2 separate regions of the Homo sapiens genome follow, and region 1 is linked to region 2. A link is a loop called in an ENCODE intact Hi-C map of the cell type or tissue named here. Cell type or tissue: Calu3. All regions are shown on one strand. Each heading gives the region's core, and the rest is flanking DNA. Links, peaks and the distances in the headings are about the cores only.

Region 1 (7,982 bases), core at 3,100-5,599, 120 kb after region 2:
CAGGAAAAGCAGGCCCACAAAGATTCATTCAATTGCTGAAAATGTGAGCCAGGTTAATTTCAGGTTGCCCACATGTTTCTTTTGTTTGGTAGCAGAAAGTGTACAGCATGCCAATCCCAGCCCTGATGGAGAGAGGACATTTGGCCTTGGTGTCGTTTGATCGAATGAATAAATCTAGAGCCAGTTTTGTGCAAATCAAAAAGAGGTGAATGTTTTTATGTATTTGCTTCCTGAAACTGCTTTCTTTGTACTAATTTAACTGAAGGGAACTATACCATCCCAGGTCAGAGAAATTATCTGAATAGAAAGAAAATATAGGTCTGTGTTGACTTTCATAAGATACATATCTGTTTCCTTTTCTGTAAAATGAAGATACCTCCCAGGGATGTTGTCAGGCTCATATAAGATCCTGGGTCCATTCATTCATTCAGTCATTCACTCATTCAATATACTGATGTAGCAAAAAAGCCCTTTTAAGGTGCTGGGATCCTTTCAAGGGTATGAAAACATTCTGTAAACTACAAAGCATGACGCCTATACAAGTCACTGTTCCTTCTCATTGTTTTACATGCAGGCAGTTTATAAAGAGCATGATTAGAGAATAAAAGACAGTTTAGAAGTTAATTGTACAACATTGCATGAATCCATGACCCAGGATCTAAGGGAAAATATGCCTGGTTTGAAAGCAGCTCAGTCTGAGGCAGGGCCCTTCCTTGAGCCCCCACACTGAAGGTCTTGAGTCTTAAAACGTCAACATAAGCACTTTCCAAATGCTTGCCATCCTAAGGCTAATGTATGAGAAAAACCAAGATTTGCTTTGGAAAAAAAGGTTGATGAATTGAACGAGATGCTAATTCTAGATAAAACCTGCAGCTATCTTTAATGACGGCAGATGTGAAATCTCAGAGAATAAGCCCAACAAAAGCCAAAATGAAGATCCTTTGACAGTCTGTGTATCTATGTAAGAAATTACAAATATATCTACTAAATTGCTAAATAAGGCTAAGGCTACACAGCACACTTTAAGATCCAAGCACGTATTTAATTTCAGATCCGTGAGTTTTCTATTCATCCATATTTTAATCTTTTAGAACTCCTGAGAAAACGAAGTAAACATGTTCTTTTAAAAATAAATTCTGGGCCGGGCGCGATGGCTCACGCCTGTAATCCCAGCACTTTGGGAGGCCGAGGCGGGCGGATCACGAGGTCAGGAGATCGAGACCATCCTGGCTAACACAGTGAAACCCCATCTCCACTAAAAATACAAAAAATTAGCCGGGCATGGTGGCAGGCGCCTGTAGTCCCAGCTCCTTGGGAGGCTGAGGCAGGAGAATGGCATGAACCCGGGAGGCGGAGCTTGCAGTGAGCCGAGATCGTGCCACTGCACTCCAGCCTGGGTGACAGAGCGAGACTCTGTCTCAAATAAATAAATAAATTCTGAAGTTTGAAAATAAAAGCAGATCATTTTCTTTGGGTAAAGAACGACAGTTTCTAAGATATTGAAATTTAAACTTTGGAATCATAGTTTTAAAGAGCAGAGAATCAAACAAAATATGAGTGAAAGAAAAGTGCTTTGAAATGTAAATTATATTCCAATATTAATTTGCTAGTATCACTCACTTATTTACTTGTCAGAATAACTTTTCCAAGGAGGAGACTTTCATGTCGGATTGTGACTTACAACAATGTCCAGTTTGATGTATTGGTGGAATCAATATGACAGAATCAGCAAAGGTAAAGTCCATGATTTAATCATGCCACAGCTTGGTGAGTAAATTCACTCACCTGTGACATGCATAATTTACAACTGCAAGTTTAATAACTGTAGTTCTCCGCATCAAGCACTTTAACAACAATTTCTAACAGCAAGCAATTTCTATGATATTCCTACACAGCCTGGAGTTTACTAACCAGCTCTCCTTTGAAAATAAGTATTCATGCAAACACCAAAATCCTGCGGGAAATTTCCCCACCCCTTTTGTTAAACAGACTCAGAAACTTTGATGGCAACACAGAGAACACGTACATATTTAATTTAAATGTTATAGTTTATATTTATAAATATTCTCTCACCTCTCTTATTTTCCTAAACCAGGGGATGTTGTTAACCAAAGGCTTCACATTCTCGAAAGCATTTGTGAATGTCCTGAGGTGCTTCTCTTTGAGTTGTGTTGAAACTTACGGCCTAGGTTTATACAACTTCTAGACGAAGGCTCAATTACGATATTCGAGGCAGGTAAGTCTTATCCCCTATACAATCTTATGATGCTGGTGTCCAAGCCATTGGAATAGCTTGGTGTGATGAGCCTGACCTGCCTGAGAGCCATTGAATCTACGACTGTGCCTCATAGACATTCACTTCCCTGGTTGCTCAACTGCTGTCTCCCCTTCCTTCCCCTCAATCTTCTCACATCTTGCTTTGTTTTGTCTTCCTTATCTCTACCCCACATTATATATGGCAGTATGCGAAAGCAGTGGACTCCAAACTCTCAGAGTCCTGGCTTAGTCAATGACTCTCTGGGTGGCCTCGAGGACCTTTTGTTTGGGTCTCATTATTTGCTGTAGCTCCGGTCTATAAAGTCACTGTGAACACTGAACTCGTGCATACTGAACCATTGCTCCTAAGGAAAACACAAAGTTAGGTTCCTGTGAGCCTCTGGTTACAACACTTTCCTCAATACACAACCTTGTTTTGTGTGTGTTTCCGTGTAAAGACACCTCACTTAGTATAGATTATTGATTCATTAACGTTGAACTCACAGCCAGCAGAGTTACAATGAATGCCTGAGCAGGGTTTACCTAACACATGTGTTTTTTTCCCAAGACATGTAACAGCCTTCTTGTGCTATGAATATGGAAAGTTCTTCAGCACTACCCTTGGGGGCCATTTTAAAGAGCAAAATCACCAACTAAAAGGACGAAAATGTTAAAAACAGGGCACTCGATAGACTGAAAAGGACACTTGTTTCCCGTAGGAGAGCTGAAACAAGAAGACAGTGTTGCCTTAGCTGACCTTAGTTGGAAAATGTGCACGGGAAGATTCAAATTGATCACTGCCCTGTCCATGTCTACTGGTGATCACAAGAGTGCCGAGTGTTCACTTTAGGATCACACATAAATGTTAGCAAGTAAGGCCGACTCACAAATACAGAATTGGCAAATAATGAGGATCTACAGCTATATTTTGTTTCTCCTCTTTGGCCTCAGCCTTCTTATTTGCAAAATATATTAGAAGAGGAGAGACCAGGGTCCCCTAAACCATGTTCCAGGGACCCTGGAGATGCGCTCCCAGGAGCTGGGACACCCACTCCTTCCTTTCTTCGCATGGCAGCCCCTCCTTCTGTTGCAGAGCTGCTTTCTCCCACTTGAGGTGTGTGTTGCTGCTGAACATGGATCTGCTGCACACGTCACCAGCCAGAGGTGGGCATTTGATCAACTGGAGCCAATCTGTGAATCTTGTCTCCCTCTCCCACCTTGACACTAGCCCAAGGGGGCAGAAACGGCTGCAGAGGAGCCAAGAGGGACCCTGGGAAGGAAAGCCACTGTTGTTTTGTCTGGATGGTAGTGCAAGGACACTGTGAGCCTCGCACTGCTGTCTCCTGCCTGGGAATGACGCCATCATGGAGGAAAACAGAGCCAAGACATGGGGTGAGGGAGGAGAAGAGAGGAAGCAATGCAGGTTCATAATAGGGTCAGTTAACTCTTCAGTCTACTCAATGAATACCTTTAAAAGAATATGCGGGGCTGGGTGCAGTGGCTCAAAGCTGTAATCCCAGCACTTTGGGAGGCCAAGGTGGGAAGATTGCTTGAGCCCGGGAGTTAGAGACCAGTTTGAACAACATGGTGAAACCCTGTCTCTACAAAAATTACAAAAATTAGCTGGGCATGTGTGCCTAGAGTCCTAGCTACTCGGGAGGCTGGGGTGGGAGGATCCCCTGAGCCCGGGAGGTCAACGATACAGAGAGCTATGATTGCGCCACTGCACTCCAGCCCGGGCAACAGAACAAGACATTGTCTCAAAAAAAAAAAAAAAAAAAAAAAAAAGAATATTCCATTACTTTGAGATGGATTTCTACCACGTGGGGAAAGCAAAACACCCTATTTGCTCACAAAGGCTGGACAAGTTGGAACCCATGTAGATGATCTTTATGATTTCTCTTTATATTTTTACATTTCGCCTTTTTTCTCCCCATAGTCCTCCTCTCCTTTACCCGCTAACATGGGATTGCAATTGATTGTTCTTTACTTTTTAAACAGCCACACACAGCATCTATTTACCCAAGTGATTAAAAAAGAAAAACAATTCCATGGCTCTGCAGTGCAGTCAGGGAGGGCTCAGGAAAGGAGCAGGCGCCGCGTGGTGGGACAGCGTGATTCCAGCGCCTCGGCATGTCTCAAGGAACAGACGACTGTTGTTCGCCCTGGCTCGCTCTGACTCATCCTTCCTGTAACTCTCGCTCTTTTGATTCCCGCGTGGCATCCTCTGGGCTGTCTTTCTGATACAGAAGCCGCCGGATCTGGCACAGAGCTCAGCAGCTACTGTTCCCATAGACTCCCCTGGAGCTGTCATAAGACATGATTTATCGAGTGGAGAGCCGTCCCTCTCAAATCACTCCAGCATTTCTAAGCCAAAGACTTTTCCCCATCCACCAGGGCTGTGTGACATCATCTTTTTGACCTTCGGACCCGGAAGATCTGTGCTCATCCTCAGAAGATAGGCGTACTGGGTCTAACATTTACTTTCTCCTTTCTATTCTCTGACCTGCTTTTCACCAACGTAGAACAGGGGCTACCATCTGCTGAGCCTGTACTGTGTGTGTGTGGCAAGTTAGATATGTCAATTCAGTAAATTATCACGAACCACATAAAATGTAGGTATGTTTTTCAAGGTTTATAGATTAAGGTACTGAAACTCAGAGAGGTCAGGTGACTTGCCCAGGGTCACACAGCTAAAGATGACAGAGCTAGAATTGGAACCCAGTCCTGTCTGACTCCAAAGCACACAGGTTATCACTACTCCACAGGTGCCCTCTGCTGTGGACCACAGGGAGAACAATTGCTCCTTTGCTTTGAAGAAAGAGGAAGGAAAATTATTGTAGGTTTGCAAAGAGTTCATCTACATTTTTCCCCTCAAAGAGGGAGATTCCTTAACCCAAATCGTCCTCACTGTCACCCTGGCTCAGCTACTTGGCTTCCAGAGACACCAAAGTTAAGTGTGCACATTCTCAAATAGGTCTCCTGTTTTTATTTTGTGCAGCAGGCAGGGAGGGGAACTCTTGGCAAGGAGCCCTTCTTTGACAGTAGCCTGGGCAGAGAGAAGATCAAGGAGGGACGCGTGGGTATTAGAGTGGCAGGAACAAAGTCCACACCTGTGCCGCCCAACACAGCAGCCACTCACCCCGTAGGGCCGCTGGGCACTGGGAAGGGGGCACGTTCAAGCCAAGCTGTGTTGCCAGGGTAACGCACCCACCAGGTTCCAGAGATTGTGTATGAAAAAGAGAATGTAAAATATCTCCTCGATAAATTCTTTATATTGATTTTATGTTGAAATGATATGTTGAATATATCAAGCTAAATAAAAATAGCATTAAAATTAATTCCACCTGCACAGCAGGAGGTGCGTGGCGGGTCATCGAGCATGACCACCTGAGCTCCGCCTCCTGTCAGATCAGCAGCGCCATTAGTTTCTCACAGGAGCGCGAACCCTGTTGTGAACAGCACATATGAGGGATCTAGGTTGCATGCTCCTTAGGGGAATCTAAATAATGCCTGATGATCTGAGGTGGAACAGTTTCATCCCAAAACCATCCTTGTCCCCCTACCATCCATGGAAAAACTGTCTTCCATGAAACCGGTCTCTGGTTTCATGTAACCCTCTTACAGGATTACAAGCTGTGGGAAGGGAAAAATTCAGAAGAAAGAACCCTCAGGATAGAATAGTGTGCTTTTTATGAAATCCTTAACTATCCAGATGGGTACTAAATTTATAATACTCGTAACGCTGCTGTGATGAAGAATCTGTAGCAAGCTAGAAGGAAATATATGATTAACGTCAGAACCTAATTAAGGCTGTAAAATAATTGAATCAATGGCGTGGCCTGGAAGCCTGTGCTGGTATTCTCCAGCAGCCCCTGCAGGTCCAGCCTCCCTGTCTTCACCCTGAGTCTGCTTCAGCAGACAGCGTGGGCTTGGCCAGCTGGAGGCCCTGGCAGGAGATCAAAGGGCAGGAAGGGAGAGGGGCCAGCATGTCAACTCGCTTGGCCCTGCGTTGCTGGGCCAGGGGTTGGTATGGCTGCCTCCCCTCCCCATCCACTGTCAGATGGCCACTCCTAGAGCCACAGCTGGCTCTCCAAACCAATTCCTTCCATTCAGCCCAGGGAGCTTCATCACACCTTGCTGCCTTCCCTGAATCAGGCCCACTGTTCTCTCATTACTGATCTCAAAAAGTTGAGCGAGCCAGCCAGTCCCAGCCTATCCCCAGCATCACCCGCAGTGGACCCGAAGCCTAAGGTGAAAGTACACATTTTGCTGGTGAGGTAAGTTCAACCATGTCCCAAACAAACCAGAGAAAAAGCAAAGGCAAACCAAGAGCCCAGCAAGCATGGACTTCGGAGCAACCAGAGAGAGCCCCGTGCAGAGCCCAGGAGGGTGAGTGTGGGAAGAAGAAGGGCGGGTGCTTCTCGGCCTAGCACACCTGGGTCTCAGCTGCACCAGCTCTGGCCATCTGTGGGACCGTTTGCATGTGACCCACCTGCCCAGGCCTCATTTTCCTCATTTGTAGGATGGACAATGTCACCTGACACTGTTGGGAGAAGTGGCCCACGCATACCTGGCCCAGAGCAGAGAGATTGCTGAGGTCCACTTTACGGCTCATTGATGCCAATGGGCAGATAAGATAACCCTGGGGAACATTAGCCCTAGTGCTCCTTGGAGCCCAATCCTAGGAGTCAGGAGAAGCAGGTGGGAACATCAGCCCTGGCGCTCCTTGGTGCCCAATCCTAGGAGTCAGAAGAAGCAGGTGGGACCTGCTCCCTCCACCTCAGCTGGCCTCCCTCCCCACCCGGCACTAGAGCAGGGGCGAGCCATTGGGTATCCTCCCTTGCGCTCCCCAACCATCTCCTGGGGTGAGCTCAGGGAGCCTGCAGCTACTGGGACAGGGGCCCACTGGCACCTTGCTGGCCCCTACTGCCAGGCAGGGTACCATCAGCCAGCTCGCTCCTCCCAGGGAACTGCCTCTTCTCCAGCAGCCTGGAGTCCCCCACTTCCCAGCCCCATCGTCCTCATCCCAAGCCTGATCCCATTGTGTCCTGTGACTCCTTGTCCCTTGTTGGGCACCTGCATCTGTCCTCCCTCCTCAGCCTCCCATGCCCTCTGCATCCTGCACTCCTGCTGAACGAATGACCCAGGCCTCCACTTCCCATCAGAACATCCTCTGCAACACGTCCCTTACCGGCAGGCGTCACTCCCTGAGCTCACCATTTCCCTGCAGCCATGCTACGTGGCTGCTGCTTAATGTCTCAGAGGCCCCTTCTCTGAGACAGGGTTGAGACCTGGGGTTTGCACCCCCTCTGCCTTGACGCATCCAGCCCAGTATTCCTCCCACTTGCTCATGGCCAGATGAGGAAGGGAAGTGGCACCACTGGGCATTTGATTGAAAGCAGCAAAGACTCCATGACTCCCTTCCCACACTGCTGCCATTGGCTTGGTGGACTTTGACTGCAACCCTGCCAACAACCCCCGTTCTCCTGGCTTCCCTGAGCCTCTCACCTCTGATGACCTTCCCCACCTCATCTTTCACTCTCAACAGATGACCTCAACTCCTACTTTACAGAGAAGACAGAAACTAGGAGCTGGGACCTCCTTCACCTTCCTACTGCAAACCCACAGACCCCCCTGCATCTCCCCTCTGCTGCTTCCCCTTCCTTCCTTGTCACAGTGGAGGAGGCATCTGTGCTCTGGGATTGGCCTTCCCACCAGCCCTC
Region 2 (7,982 bases), core at 2,246-4,745:
GGGTTTTTTTTTTAAATTTTATTATTATTTTTTTCATTTAGTTGTTCTATTCTCAACATTTCACATGCCCAGAGATTGAAAGGGGGAATTGTTCTGCAAAGTTCATTCTAGACAATGGTGATCCTCTTCACCGCCATTTCCTATTTCCCGGGGCCAGCTGCCTTCACCAACAGCTGCAGATTCTCTTGGTATCTACCTGCAAGTCTGAGATCACACCGCAGCGCTGGATGTAGCAATCCTGGTCCTTATCTAGCGATGCAGCCACAGTGCCTGAGGACATGGCTCTGTTTTACTCCTTTGACTCCACAACGCACCTGAGCTGTGTCCTGCCCTCCACCTCCCGATTAGGTGATATAGTAACTTCAGTGAGATCAACAGTCAGTGCTTACATTCATCTAAACTCGTAAATGCGATGCCCAGCTGTGATGGTTAGTTTTACGTGTCCATGTGGCTAGGCTCTAGTGCCCAGCTATTAATTCAGATGCCAACCTGGGGGTTGCTGTGAAGGTGTTTTGTACAAACGGCTAATGTCTACAATCATTGACTTTAATCAAAGGAGAGGATCCTAAGCCTTGTGGGTGGGCCCCACCCAATCAGTTGAAAGACCTTACGTACAAAACTGAGGTTTCCTTGAGGAGGAAGAAATTCTGCCTCCACATGTCAGTGTCAGCTCTTGGCTGAGAGTTTCCAGCCTGCCAGCTGCCCTACAGATTTTGGACTTGCTAACCCCACAATTACATCAGCCCATTCCTTGAAATAACTCTTTTTATGTTATGTATGCATACATACATATGTGTGTGTATGTATGTGTGCATGTGTATATATATATGTGTGTGTGTGTGTGTGTGTGTGTGTGTGTGTGTGTGTATGGCTAACATGTTCCACAGGTTTGGTTTCTCTGGAGAGCCTTGATTAATATATCAGCTAAGCCTGGAATATATAAGCTTTCTACATCCTTCTGTTTTTCTAGGAGTTAATGATGGTCTTGGTTTTTATTTGCCTAGTTTCCAACGTAGTTAACAGTGATTTATCCCCAAATGTCCCATCCAGTGCTCTCTACATGTAAGTCTCTTTCTGGGGTGCTATGGAAGCCTCTTGCCTTGCAGGAAAGTCTGGGCCCTGCAGGGTTGGCCTCCCAGGACCCTGGAGGATTCGCTGGGTCTCACTGCCTTGTGGGACCACCCTCCGCACTCCTGGATTCCTGGATTCTGTGCCCTCTCTTGCCTGCTTTATTCCCTCAATTCAGTGAAGCACATCTTCATTGGTGTTCAGAGGCAATTGGAAATGTATTTCTCTCTCTTCAGACTGAGGGCTATAGAATTCTAGGCTGGAAATCACCTTTCCTCAGAGTCTCGAAGACACTGTTTTATTGTCCCAGCATTGCTCTTGCCAAGTCCAAAGTGCACACTGATTCTGGATCCTTTGTCTGACGCTATCCCCGCCCTTTCTGAAAGCTGGAAGGTGTTATTTTTGCCCACAGTGTTGGGAAATTTCAAGGCAACGTGTCCTGGGAAGACTATTTGCATCTGCTGTGCTGTGCACTGGCTGGTCCCTGCCCTTTGGGAACCCACATACTTCAGTTCTGGACTTTCCTTCTGCCTTCCTCTGTCTTCTCCTTTTGTTTTTTATTCTTGTTTTTTTTTTTAAATTGACACATAGTAATTGCACATATGTATGGGGTACATGTGATATTTTGATACATGCCTACAATGTGTAATGATCAAATCAAGTTAGCTGGAATATCCATTGCCTCAAACATTCATCCTTTCTTTGTGCTGGGACCTTTTCAAATCTTCTTTTCCAGCTACTTTGAAACTTATAATAAGATATTGTTAACTATTGACACCCTCCTGTACTATGGAGTGCTAGAGCTGATTCTTTCTCTCTAACTGCTACCATTTTCTTCTTCTTTTTTTTTTTTAAATTTCAGAAGCCTTGTTATTCCCTTACATTACTTTTTTAAAAGCATTATATTTTTGCTCTTTAGTCCTTGCTGGGATTTTGATAGTTTTTTTTTTTTTTTAAGTTTTTGTCTCCTTGTATGTTCTAAAAAGCCGGTGGGAAGCTCCATATAGGAAGATGGGTCTTGATAAAAGCGCACTTGCTCACGCCTGTAATCCCAGCACTTTGGGAGGCTGGGGAGGGCAGATCACTTGAGGTCAGGAGTTCGAGGCCAGCCTGGCCAACATGGTGAAATCCCGTCTCTACTAAAAGTACAAAAATTAGCCGGGCATGGTGGCGGGTGCCTGTAATCCCAGCTACTTGGGAGGCTGAGGCAGGACAATTGCTTGAACCCAGGAGGTGGAGGTTGCAGTGAGCCCAGATCACACCACTGCACTCTAGCCTGGGTGACAAGGGTGAGACTCCATCTCAAAAAAAAAAAAAGAAGCGCATTTGCTCTAGGTGTTCTGCATGAACTGTTCAATTTGGGGAATTGCTTTCTTATGTTGATTCAGATTCCTGGACTCCAGCAAACTCATTCTTAGAAGCTCAAAGGCTGAGGTTCTGGGAGCCCCCTGGTAGAAGCAGGGTGGATGTCTTTTTTTTCCCCTAGTGCCTTCAGAACAGTGTTTCTGGCCCAGAGGTGCTGTTTCCTCCACACAAGACCCTGTCTGTTCTCCCCTCCGGGAGCTCCTCTAGTCTCTGCTAGGATGGAGGTGAGGTCATCTGGTTGGTGGGCAGGGTAAGGAGATCTGGGAGTCTCTGTACTTTTAATCGACTTTCAACTCTTCCTGCAGTGCTTAGCCCACCCTCATCCCCTTCCAGAGTGCTGGATGCCACCAATCCCTGAGCTTCCTGGCTCTCTAGGGTTCAAATTCAGCTGCTAAGTTAGGATTCTCCTGTTTTTTGGATGGTTCAGTTGCAATTGGTCCTGCCGCTCTTTGGCTTGCAAATCCTTTTTGCTATTGTCTTGTCTTCTCTTCTATTTGCCCTTGGAAATGTATGACTAAAGAATAAAACAAATGACACAAGTGAAAACCTTTGCTGTATTTTAGTGGGGTCTCAGGAGGAAACGGGGTGAATGCGTGTGTGCAGTGCTTTGAAATTTACAGGCAGCTTCCCTCACCTGCCCTCCATGCATTCAGCAGCCACTGTTTCTGAAGCTTAGACCTGGAGGGTGGCTTTCATAAGGACTCTCTTCCTGGCAGGGGAGGTCTCCAGATTGGGAGTCATTCCGGATGTGAGGAATTCTCATTCCACTTTTGGATCCTAACAGCTGGTGACTAGGAGTAAGAGCTGCTTCATGTGATAAGTAATGACCCTGAGGTTCTGAATTGGGGCTGGTAGAGAGCCCCTCGTGAGTCCTGGGAGTGTTTGGGTCTCCTGCAATCTTATCAGCTAATATCCAATGCTTTTGTCGCACCCTTCACTAAGAATGTGCCTCTCCAGGAGTCTAATGGACTCAGTCTCGTCCCTCAAAGTGTGGTTCTTCATATTAATGAAAATTGATCCCTTTCTGACTTCACGATGCTGGGCGCTGTGAGCATTCAAAGCACAGCAGATTAACTTCTACGTGGCTGTGCTCAGGGGTGATCTGGGCTTAGGCTGGCTGGCTCCATCCCTGCTTCCTGGTCCAGCCTGGGAGTGATGGAGTCCCCCAGGGCACTTGCCTCTGTCCCTGGTGTTGCATCTACACTGAGCCTGAAGCGTTCCGTTGAGAGATGGCAAAGGCGGCTCATGAGACGATCTTGTCTGGCCTCGGCTTGACTTCATTGCGATGGATGCAATTACAGCTCCAAGGGGACATGCTGTTTCTTGGAAAATCATTTGTTTTCTTTCAAATCATGGACCTGATGGATCTAGGAGAACTTACTTTCACTGACTGGCTAGCTGATGCTACCTACAACTTGGCTTTTAGTGTTTTCTGTGGTCATCTATGTAGGTAAAGAGAGATGTAAAGAATGAAGCCTGAAGGAAATTAATTTCCTAATTTTTATTTTAAAAGCTATATAGAGTCTTTAAAAGCTCAGTTATGGAAGTATAATTTAAATGGAATAAAATTCACCAACTTTTTAAAATTTTTTTACTGTTTTATTTAATGAATATTAATTTTTTTATAGAAAACATAGAATTTCTAGCAATTAATATTGTAGTAAGAATAGATGTATGAAGTCACAGATAATCTTGCTAAACAAAGATCTTCTCTTGTAGATCCAAAGTCATGAGTAGGCCTAAACTGGCAGTACCTATTGTTCATTTATTGTAGGAGGATTTCCCATTTTATAAACAAACATGTTATTTATGGGAGGAGGTTCAGGGCTTCAGAATGTCTTCAGTGTATATTTCCTGATACTCAAGGGGTGGAATTCCCCTTCTGTCCATCAGGTGACAGCTACTTGCAGCTGAGGGCATTTTGCAGAGGCTTCTCCAGAGTTAAACACATAAAAAGATAATTCCCTGGTAACCAAATATGGCCGCTGTATTAGCCCATTCTCACGCTGCTGTGAAGACATACCTGAGACTGTGTAATTTATGAAGGAAAGAGGTTTAGTTGACTCACAGTTCCACATGGCTGGGGAGGCCTCAGGAAACTTACAATCATGGCAGAAGGGGAAGAAAACATGTCCTTCTTCACATGGCAGCAGCTAGGAGAAGTGCCGAGCAAAGGTGGAAAAAACCCCTTATAAAACCATCAGATCTTGTGAGAACTCACTCACTATCATGAGAATAGCATAAGGGTAACACCCCCATGATTTAATTACCTCCCACCAGGTCCCTCCCACGACTTGTGAGGATTATGGGAACTACAATTCAAAATGAGATTGGGTGGGGACACAGCCAAACCAGATCACTTCCCACCCCAATCTTACCAAACTATAAATTACTTACTGTTATATATGTGTATATATATATAATTTCTTATCTCTTTACTATCTCCCCTCCCCTTCTTTTCAGTTGCTCCTCTCTAGAATCCTACACAAGCTTTTACCCAAATACTACCATTTCAAGGGCCAGCAAAGTCCTTCACTAAAGGACAAAGTCTTCCTTTGCTATTCTACTCTACAGTCATCTAGGCTCTGACCTTTAGCCATTATCAAGCATCTGGCTTTAATCTTTTGGTTGCCTAATACTGCTAATTAGCTTTTCACAAGTTTTGACATCTTCCAATTAGATTATAGGCTCCTTAAAGGCAGATTCCTGCCAGGTGCAGTGGCTCATGCCTGTAATCTTAGCACTTTGGAAGCCCGAGGTGGACAGATAGCTTGAGTCCAGAAGTTTGAGACAAGCCTGGGTAACAAGGCAAAACCCCATCTCTACAAAAAAACAAAGAAACAAAAAACAACAAAAAAATTAGCCGGGCATGGTGGTGCACGCCTGTCATCCCAGCTACTTGGGGGACTGAAGTGGGAGGATTGCTTGGGCCCAGGAAGTGGGGGTTGCAGTGAGCTGAGATCTCACCACTGCATTCTAACCTGACCAACAGAGAAAGATCCTGTCTCAAAAGAGCAAAAAATAAGGCAGATTCCTTTATTCCATTTTTTCTATTTTCCTCATGCACCTACATAGTAGATGCTCTAAATGTCCTGGTTTTGAAAAGTAATATAGTCAATCCCCCGTGACTCAACATATACATTTTAGTGTTCTCTAAAGATTTTTCTAGAACCAATCTATGTTATTTATATAAACATGAATATTCTGCTAGCCCAATAAATCTTTTGAGTGTTTCGTATCAGAACTTATGAGCTGACTGTGTCCCAGCCACAGGACTGCAGCTGTTCATCCTGTGGGATTTTGACCTCAATGTTGTAAACAAAATTTGGATCATTCTTCTGATTTTTCTCAAAAAGTTCATCCATGATGCTCTTCCTTTTGGCAAGCTCCTTGTCATCCAGTGTGTTCAGGTCTTTTCCAGGATCAATGGTTGTTTCCGGTCCAATTTGTCCCATTGTTTCTGCCCAACTCTGCCTCCACAGGTAACCTTGTAAAAAACCGGATAGCTTCTCTAGCTGCCTCGGGAATCCTTGTTACGGGTAACTCTCGTGTCGTAGGTTATTCTTTAGCTGTTCAGCCGCTTGCGTGCAACCTGAAAACTTTGAAAAATTTTGAACTGGCAGAATGCGCGAGCGAATTCTCCCCTTGAATTTCATTCTCGTAGATTAAGATGCTAGCTGGAGGCTAAAATCAGATGCCACACTTCTTGGCAGCGCACATCATTCCCACACACACTTCAGAGGATATCGGAGGAAATCTGATGAAAATGTGTAAGTTGCATAATGACTTCCTGCCTTGGAAAAATACAGAAAGGGCATCTTCTTCTGCAGGCCAACATCTATACTGCTTGGAAGGGGTTGCTCCCACCCAACAGCAATGCAAAGAGGAGCACCTAAGTAGACTTTGAGGCTGGGCAGAGCCTGGTACTGCAGGAAGAGACAACGGCCTCAGTCCTACTGATGTGGCTGGATGAACTCCCTGGAAGTAGAGGTGGGGCCGGCACAGGGCACCATATGCTGGCTCCCATGATGGCATGCATGGCTTCAGAGTCCTGAGGGGCACTGGTTAAGCTGTTTCCACAGCAACACCCAGGGCTCACCAAAATTCACCCATTCTAAGTGTACAGCTCAATGAGTTTTTTGACAGTATACAGTATATAGTCACGCAACCACCACTTTCTATATTCAAGAAATAGAATGTGTCCGTTCTTGGGAAAAGCCCCTTGTGCCTCTTGGTGGTCCTCCCTTCCCCTCTGCTCCCAGGCAACCACCGCTCTGCTTTCTGTCTCCGTAGTTTTGCCTTCCCTAGAGAAGTGAAATCACACAATTAGACACTCTTTCACTTAACAAAGTGTTGCTGTGTATCAGAAGTGTGTTTCTGTTCACCTTTGGGTAATATTCCATTACATGTTGATACCATCATTTGTTTTTCTGCTCCTCAGTTGATAGATATTTGTGTGGTTTCCTATCTTCGGCTATTATAAAGGAAGCTGCTACAAACATTTTGCGTATGACTCTCTGTGTGTTCGTTTGCTTTAATTTCTCTTGGATAAATACCTAGGAATAGACTTGCTAGGTCATGTGTCAGTGTATGTTAAACTTTATAAGCAAGTGCATAACTGTAAAAGTTATATAGATGACACATGGCTACTCACATTTAAATTAAATAAAATAAAAATTTAAAGTCACTTCCTCAGTTGCAATTGCCACAGGTCAGGTGCTTCTCACTAGCCACATGCAAATATGTATGGGATAGCACAGCATGGAATATTTACATCATACAGGAAACTTCCATTGGACAGCACTGGTACAGAATTTAATATATTGGGTTTCAGAACAGAAATACTTGTATTGATTTGGGCAAAGGATATTTTACAAAGCCATGGATAGCCTTTCTCACTATTGTTTATATGAACAATAAGACGCTTGCCAAGTCTAGGCAAAGAGGAAGCATCCCATCTTGTGTTAGCTTTGTGGAAAAAAATATTAGGAGCAGCCCAAGGACCAAAGCATCTGACAGCCTGAAGAAGTGATTGTTCATCCCGTCACAGCTGGCTGTCCATGTGGGGATACCACCCACAGGGACCCAATTTCCTCCAGACCTTGGCAAACTCCTGTCGACAGCTCCAAGACCCAAGGACTCCATAGAATGGAGAGGGGGCTCTGCTCACGGCTGGGAAAATGCCAGGGGCCCCATGACAGGTGACATAATGAACTGATTGGAATCATTATCTCAGAAATAAGCTTTCTCCATTGCTTCTCAGATGGTGTCTTCATTCATCACTGATAAGAAAGGACATGGAGCCCAGCTGAGAGAGTACAAGTCACCCATCCACCTTCACACCTTCAAGGCTTCCAGTTCCAGCATCCTTGACTCTGTTTATGGATGAAGACCTTAGGATTTGGCAAATAGAATTTTTTTTCTGACCATGGTCCAGATGGGCTTGTTTTACCTTGGCTTTTTTACATGCGGTTCCAATTTCCTGGCAGCTGGGGCTACTGGTGAGGAATCAGGACCCAGGACAATCAGGGGCATTGACTGTGGGCATG

Evidence for each region. A loop is a pair of places that touch in the nucleus more often than their neighbours do. Peaks named below come from ENCODE experiments on the same cell type or tissue, not always from the same donor. Only the 100,000 strongest peaks of a DNase experiment are listed, where the experiment ranks them.
Region 1: a loop joins it to region 2, with 2.9 times the contacts of the local background. A loop is called at or near these places in 12 of 110 quality-filtered maps.

Annotation. Positions count from the first base shown.
Region 1 is chr2:235,259,341-235,267,322 of GRCh38, forward strand. No RefSeq gene overlaps it. Among named protein-coding and RNA genes, the nearest start is that of AGAP1, 230 kb to the right of the region's middle. RefSeq lists enhancers at 4,285-4,579, 4,305-4,599. In Calu3, for the core only: no CTCF peak of the experiment used is centred there; a DNase peak (open chromatin) is centred at 4,411.
Region 2 is chr2:235,141,345-235,149,326 of GRCh38, forward strand. It overlaps the pseudogene CEP19P1. Among named protein-coding and RNA genes, the nearest start is that of SH3BP4, 190 kb to the left of the region's middle. In Calu3, for the core only: no CTCF peak of the experiment used is centred there; no DNase peak of the experiment used is centred there.